Regions from separate parts of the Mus musculus genome. Here region 1 is linked to region 2. The links are chromatin contacts, found by Hi-C or POLR2A ChIA-PET in ENCODE. All regions are on one chromosome and are shown on one strand. The core of a region is the stretch at or near the end of the contact, and the rest is flanking DNA. Distances in the headings are between cores, read along the strand shown. Region 1 overlaps Serinc5 (serine incorporator 5). Region 2 holds the start of Serinc5 (serine incorporator 5).

What was found. Hi-C counts contacts between places; a loop is a spot of excess contacts on that map. ChIA-PET counts read pairs that join two places held with the same protein, here RNA polymerase II (POLR2A).
Region 1: a map of gastrocnemius shows a loop between it and region 2 (2.5-fold over the local background). The contact joins the enhancer-like site here to the promoter of Serinc5 in region 2. A Hi-C loop is called at or near these places in 5 of 37 maps with a recorded cell type or tissue (T-helper 17 cell, gastrocnemius, heart and 1 more). POLR2A ChIA-PET finds 5 or more read pairs at or near these places in 3 of 5 experiments (Patski and embryonic stem cell).

The regions. Positions count from the first base shown.
Region 1 is chr13:92,646,177-92,649,780 of GRCm38, reverse strand. The region is part of intron 1 of Serinc5 (serine incorporator 5); the gene reads right to left. Among named protein-coding and RNA genes, the nearest start is that of Serinc5, 37 kb to the right of the region's middle. Within about 2 kb of position 1,871, at least 1 of the 3 ENCODE cell types and tissues checked has a DNase peak (open chromatin) inside an H3K27ac peak, as active enhancers do; it is gastrocnemius, where a contact is called at or near this core.
Region 2 is chr13:92,608,868-92,612,600 of GRCm38, reverse strand. Serinc5 (serine incorporator 5) reads right to left here and starts at 1,463. Exons shown (of 12, transcript NM_172588.2): 1 at 1,314-1,463. The coding sequence starts at 1,340.

The sequences.
Region 1 (3,604 bases), core at 622-3,121, 37 kb before region 2:
GCACCCATGGTTGAATATTTGACTAGTATGTTTAAGATCCTGATTTCATGGTTCTTTAGCACAAGTGATAGGTAGGTAGATAGATAGATAGACAGATAGACAGACGGACAGACAGACAGACATAAGTGGTACTCTGTTACCCTGGTATTATTTTTCATTTCCTTAACTAGTATAATTAAACCTCTACTTGGTGATATCTAGAGCAATAATTAAATGAGAGTATCAAATGCTACCTAAATGGTTTAGCAGGTGAAGAGAGCAGAGCCTAGAAAGGGGCACTTACTTTTATATGCTGTCTCTGCTCCTGGACTTGTGCGCTTTGGTTCACTAATGCCCTGAGCTGCCAGGCTTCTCAGCCTTCCCAGCCCGGTGGGAGGACACTGGGAGCTGTTAGAGAGACGCTCCCTTTTCATATCCTAGAACACACTGGTTTCCACAAAGAGGACACTCAAGGATCCATTCAATGCCCGTGGCCAGCAGGTCAGGTCTGAGAAACCCAAGGCCAGGCCGTGAGCACGCACAGAGCCAGCACCTTTGGCGGAGTTACAATAGGGCCCTGGGCAGAGCTGTCCTTTTGAGGAGCTTTTTCTCACGCGGTTAGGGTTACTTTCCACAGGAAAGAATGTAACGGATTTCTCTGCTCTCAGACAGCAGATGGAGTCTTTCAATCATTCCATCATACCACTATCTCTGCTCAAAACACCACAGGAACGTGGTGGTCCTTCATCGGTGACTTCACCAAAGTCCAGAAGTGCTGTAATTCATAAGTCTGAAGTTTTATCACAGTGTATTGTTAGAATTGTTCAACTTTATTGCAACTTAATATTGTTAAGCTTTTATTGTGCCAAACATAAAACTTATCAAATGTACATAGAGAACGGCATAGAGAGTGTAAAGTTGGTACATAGCCATGATTTGCAGGTGTCTTCTGTGGGGTTTGACCATATGCCCCATGGATAAGGGGGGATGGATGGCTAGGCATTCCAGTCAGTTGGTAAAGGTTTAAAGCTAAAGTTAAAGGTAAATGAACCCCACCTTTCTCTGAGTTCAACAGAAAGTGGGTATGCCTAGGAGACAGAGCATTTTGAGCAAGCTTCCTCCAGCGCATCATCCACTGTTGTGGAAGATGACCTGTGCTGTGGCACATTCAGCAGGTCCCTGACCTCCTCCTAGGCCTCCTCAGCTAGATGCAAGAACAGTCCTCCCTCTCCCACCCAACTCAGACAATCATCAACATCACCGACAACTGCTCCTCTGCTAAGGGCCACTGACTTAGAGTCAAGAGCTAGAGCAATGGAGTCAAATGGGTTCACACACAGCAGAGTGAACCCAAAAGAGTATGCACCAACCATGGGAATATTGGTTTTTATATACACAGAACCAACATGGTGGTTGTATATAAAAACACCTGCATGGGCTCCACCTAAAGCGAGCCCCATTCCTTTATTATCAATGAGGAGAACGTAAGGAAGCAGGAACATCGTGTATCCACAAGGAACAAATACCTGCTAAGAGACAAGCGGGGATGGGGGTCTGGGGGCAGCACCCTCAGGTTCCAGAAGAAAATACTGCCAGGAAATGAATCCATGGAATTCAAAATGGAAGAAAATGGAGAAATAAGAAAGGCACTCATTCGGTTTAAATCACCATTGCAAATTAGTTTTAAACACTCAAAGGTAGAAATGGAATCTTGCTTATCTTACTTTGTAAACAACGGGTATCAACTGGCAATTACTGAAACTCTAACTCCTAAATCTGCCTCCTGTGTCATGGGGATTATGCTGCAGTGGAGAGATCTGGTGAGCCCTATCCAAGAACCACTGAGTGCCAGCTCAGTTCCCATAGCCTGCCAGGCCACAAAGCACTCTCCAGGCTGGAGATTCAGTCTCAGAGCCAAGGAGATGGAGAAGTGTGCTCTGGCATGGGAACAGCAGTGAGTTCATTTCACTGTTCTCAGAGAGCTGAGCTGGGAGGGGCTGGGGCTCAGGAATGCCAGTCTTAAGGGCTTCCATGGGGAATACATTTCTTTTCAAGAAAAGTTTTCTGACACTCAGATGCACGATAACACTACATAGGGTAACATTCTCACTGCAATGTTTACCAATGCTTCCTACTAACGAACATCACCCAGGACCTGACAATACATTCTCTGCCCTCAGGAAGCTCGCATTCTAGTAAATAAATTTTACCCCAGCTAAGCATCCTGGAAATTCAACCCAATCTGAGATATGTCTGAAAGTGTTTGATGTAATCCAGTCATCGTGTTCTTCTGAAGTGAGCCTGGGTGTCCAGAAAGCATGGGTGATTTGGTTCAAAAATAGATTTTTAGTGATGAACATGAGACACTGTCAGACAAATAAAAACTCCACAAACATGACAAATTCAGCATTCTGGAGAGGGTCTGGCCAGTAACTTAACCTCTGGGTTCCACACTGCAATATACTAGTGGGCATTCAGAATTGCTACACGAAGTCATAACAAATAATTTAAGCAGCATTCTGCTCAGCCTAGCAAATGGGGAATCCAGGTCTAGTGCATTTTGAAAGGTTTCCATCACAACCAGTGAAAACCAAATGATGGAGAACAATTCCTTAACCCCAGGCTGGCCACAAAACCAAGTGGCTTCCCACAGCTACAGCTATGTCATGACCAATGCCTAGCTTTGGTGAGCCTCCTACCCCCTCACCTCTGAGAAGAAAAGAGTAGGAAACCCAGGCCCCCATCCCGCCTCTGTGTAGGACCAACTACCAGGCACATCCGCGGCCCACACTACAGAAAGGATGGTAGTCAAGTAAGACTTCTGTGACTACAGTGAATAGAGCTTCTCTTTGCAGTCTGGTTTGAAGCCGATCTCACATAGTGGTGGCCTTAAGCTCATTGTGGAGTTGCGATGACGTTGAACTTCTGATGTTTCTGCTTCCATCTGCACTGCCCTGGTTTACATGGGACGGGCACTGCCCCCGGTGCTTCAATCCTGGTTTGTATGGGATGGGCACTGACCCCGGTGCTTCAATCCTGGTTTACATGGGATGGGCACTGACCCCGGTGCTTCAATCCTGGTTTATATGGGATGGGCACTGCCCCCGGTGCTTCAATCCTGGTTTATATGGGATGGGCACTGACCCCGGTGCTTCAATCCTGGTTTACATGGGATGGGCACTGACCCCGGTGCTTCAATCCTGGTTTATATGGGATGGGCACTGACCCCGGTGCTTCAATCCTGGTTTGTATGGGATGGGCACTGCCCCCGGTGCTTCAATCCTGGTTTGTATGGGATGGGCACTGCCCCCGGTGCTTCAATCCTGGTTTACATGGGATGGGCACTGACCCCGTGCTGCGTCAGGCTTGCTGGGGAAGCACTCTCTAACAGAACTGTATCCCTAAGCCCAAGATGGTTCTTTCCAAGTCTGTCTCACAGTGAGAGCTCTGTCCACACTTTGCCTACCTTAGATTGTTTAGGGCAGTGAGGATGCCGTGTAATACTACATTTTAGGACTCACAAAATGCACAGCAAACAGGTAAATTTTTCATGTAAATAAATATGTAAATCAGAAAACAAGATGTCAGGCCTCTGGTTTGGAAAATCATCACTGTGCCTGACTAG
Region 2 (3,733 bases), core at 214-2,713:
AGAGAAGGGCTGATGGCCCCAAATACATGCAATTACTTACTATACAATGAAAAGGGTTGCATCAAATTGAAGAGTATCACAAAACAACCAGAAAAATGGACTTGGAGGTGCTGCTCAAAGAGCACTTGCCTAGAACTTACAGCACCAGCAAAGAGAGAGAGAGAGAGAGAGAGAGAGAGAGAGAGAGAGAGAATGAATATTTGCAATTTTCTGAAAACAATCTTTTCTGCCCCTCTTGGTCTAAAAAGCCTGAATGGGTCATATTCCTTCGTCCTTCCTTTCCAGACATTGAGGGGACGGGCATCATTTTACTCAAACCAAAAAGCCCCACTTTCCTCATTTCTGAAAAATGCCAGCTTGACATACAGGGCCACCTCTAAGAGGACAGGACTACTATAGGCCACTAAACCTGATGGGTCCAGAGACACAGCTTAACCCCCTACAGCACGTACAGCTGGCTCCCATTGTCCTGACGTTCAAAGTAAACAAGACCAGTCCTGCACCTGAATGCCCACCCACCGCGATCAGATTCGAGGTTTTGTTTTTGTTTTTTATAACCCCTTAAAACCTAACAAAAAGACAACATGGGAGAAAGACATCCAGATGGCTTTACCTAGTTCGCTGTTGTTTTTCTAACCCTGCAGGAAAAAAAAGGGAAATTAGCATTAAAGGGCTAAAACCTAATAATTCTCTCCAGTTAGGAGCCTCCTATGGCTTGGATATCGTGAATTTAACTGGCAAGATTACAAAACAGGTTCCAGCAAGATGAGTTGCAAAGAAGGGAGCGAAGGCTCGTGCCCAGTCAGGGTTGGGTAGGGTCCGGTCGGTAAACCCATAAAGCAGGGCTGAGCCTTCCCTGTGCCTAGACTTGTGTCCGGGAGTTTGCAAATCGGATATCCAGACGTTCTCGTGAATACAGAGCCCCATGTTCTAGACCTGGAGATGCCAAACGCGGCCGCCCTGCTCGGACTGACCAGTTGTGCTCGGAGTACAGAAACAGAGATCTTGTCCAACCCCACGTTTTTCCTGGATTTATCCCACAGGCAGTGCAGTGGCAGGAGAGCTACGGAACTCAGAGCCACTACTCGAGGCTTCGACCGGAGGTGACACGTCCTGGGAACCGATGGGATCCTCAGCTCCAGACCCGCTCGCCCTGCCAGCCCGGAATCCCGGAGGCCGAACACCGAGGTCGCTGGGGTTGCCTCTCGGGCTTCCCCGCGTCCCTTCCCGCCCACAGGGTTTCCAGAACTCGAGCTTGGCTCGCGTCGGTGTCCGCGATTCTGATAACCCGCGCGGCAGCCCGCCTCGCTCACCTGGCCAGCACAGCACCGGGCAGACATCACCGCGGCCGACGACCTCGCCTCGGGGACGCTGCCCGCTGGGCCCGTCACTCGGGCCCTCTCGGCTTGGTCCGCGAGCGCGCGACTGAAGAAGCTCGTCTTGCTTCCTATCCCCGAGCCCAGCAGCCCAGCTGAGAGCCCCGTACCCTGGCCCGAAAACAACCGCCGCCAAGCCCCGCCCCACAGGCTCCGCCCTAAGACCGCCCCGAGTGTAGGTTCCGCCCCATATCCTAGGCCCCGCCCCTTGAGCGGCCCGGCGGATGGCTATGGCCCCGCCCCTTTCCGGGCAGCACAGTGGGCTTCTTCCTCTCTGGCACTTCCGCCGGAGTTAGACCAAGGGAATGCAGTCTTTACAAGCTCTCGGGTTTTACTGACCCGCCGGGTTTCGCGGCGCTCCTCCGCCCCGGATCCAGTAAACTAGATCCGCTTGCCTTTGGTAGTTAAAACCGTAGCCCTAGAGGAAGACTCCCTCCCGAATGCCCTGCGCTGGTCCCTCCACGAGGGCGCCACTGGTATGGGACTGCGATCGCCTTACTCCTCAGGCATCTACCAGATCCACGTTCGGGAAACCCCTCTGTTCCCGCACCCCCTCAGATGCCAGGTCTCCCCAGGCGCCTAGCTGTTCCACCTGCTGTTCCCGCGGAACTCTGACCGAGAGTCGATCTGGGAACCTAGGTTGGGGTCCTAGTTGCCTCTCAGCTGACCCACGTTGAAAGGAGGATTCCAACATTTGCTTGTTGGATGCCAAGGGAGTGCCAAGTTTTGCTCTCTACCTGAATCTCTTCTCACGGTTACTTCAAATGTAAAACCATTTCTGTTAGTATGATTTTTACACCAATGCCTTTTTGGTTGGAAGAGTATTTCAGATAAACATTGCTGTACCCGTGTGAGGAAAGTGACAGCGGATAAGTAACTTGAATAGCTTGCCTAAAGCCTTGGGAAGTGAAAACGCCTAGCTGACAATCCTAGCCTAGCGTCTGATCCTCAGGCACAAAACCCAGGACTTGACCTTCCCTGGACAGAGCCTTTGCCTATAGTGTCTTGGGAACTTTAGGAGATAGAAACTAAAAAAAACTGTTTTTGATAATCCGTGCTTTAGTTATTACCAACGCTGAATCTTCTGGCGTCTTAGATCCAGGAGTTTAGAGTAACACACACAACCGAGCCCTACTTGGCGGTTAAGAAAAGTTATGAAGACAGTGGCTGTAACTAAAAATAAGAAGGTGTGGGAGGAGCAACCTGCTGGGTGGCAGCCTGTAACTCAGAGCCAGGACCTCCGCAGGGCTTCACAGCGAGCTCCATTGTTTGCTGCAGGGCGGTCACTAGACTTAGAACTTCAGCCCCTGGGGAAACCGGTCTGACACCAAGAGTTTGTCTTTGTGGGAACCGACCAAGAGGTGGGGGAGGGGGGTAAACTGTCCAAACCTTTGAGCTGGAACTTACCCACTCTTTTAGGAGACCCCTCACCCAGTGTCCCAGTGTCACTGGATTAGGATCAGAGACCTCGTAGTGGACTCCTGTTTTGCTTTTGTTTGTTTGCCAGCCCTATGCAAGCACTAGCTTGAGGGTTTCTGAGTACTGATGTCACTATCCTAGAGAGAGCATGCCTCTTAAAGACCTGGAGAGATAGGGCGTGGAACTCCTTTGTACAGAACTTCCCAGCATGCATGAGTTCCTTCCCCAACATGCCAAAAATAATAAATAGTTTGTGGACATGTCAAATGTACACTAAGATACCCCCCCCCAAAAAAAAAAAGTTAGCAAAAGCCTTAACTTCCAGAGTCAGGAAGTTGCAAATTCTTAGCTTCCCTAAGAACAGGCTGGATAACATGGCCTCTTTGAAGCTCTGGCTTAACCATCACTTGTATTCATGCGGGTGTTTAAATGAAATGAAAAAAAAAAGTGATTTGTGATTTTTGTCTTCTGGCCTCAGCCCCTTCAAGAGTTGTGCGGACTGTGGTGCAAACATGTGGCATGTCACGTACAGCCAGCTTTACTGTTTGTGCTTGAGGTAGGATGCTTGCCTGGTGTGCACTCAAGTTTTCTGAAGATGCTATGTGGTGCCTCTTTCTTAGCACAGTAGTGTTGAAGTCTGGCAGACTAGATGGACCTTCATGATTTTGCAAAGATGGAATATTGTAGATTGAAAAATCAAAGTTATCTTTGGCTTGTTGGACCCCAAATATGGGGACCCCCACTCTAGTCCAGGGACAGGAAGCACCCACGAACACAAGAATCCTCTCTTGTTGTAACACGCACGAGGTTTTATTGGCAGAGCTCTGGGCCGACACGTACCTCACACAGGAGGCAGGGGAGTCGATCCTGGGGCTCGGAAGCTAGGGGTTTTTAAAGAAGCAAAGGGTTAGGAGTATGAGGAATTTTGACAAAGGTAC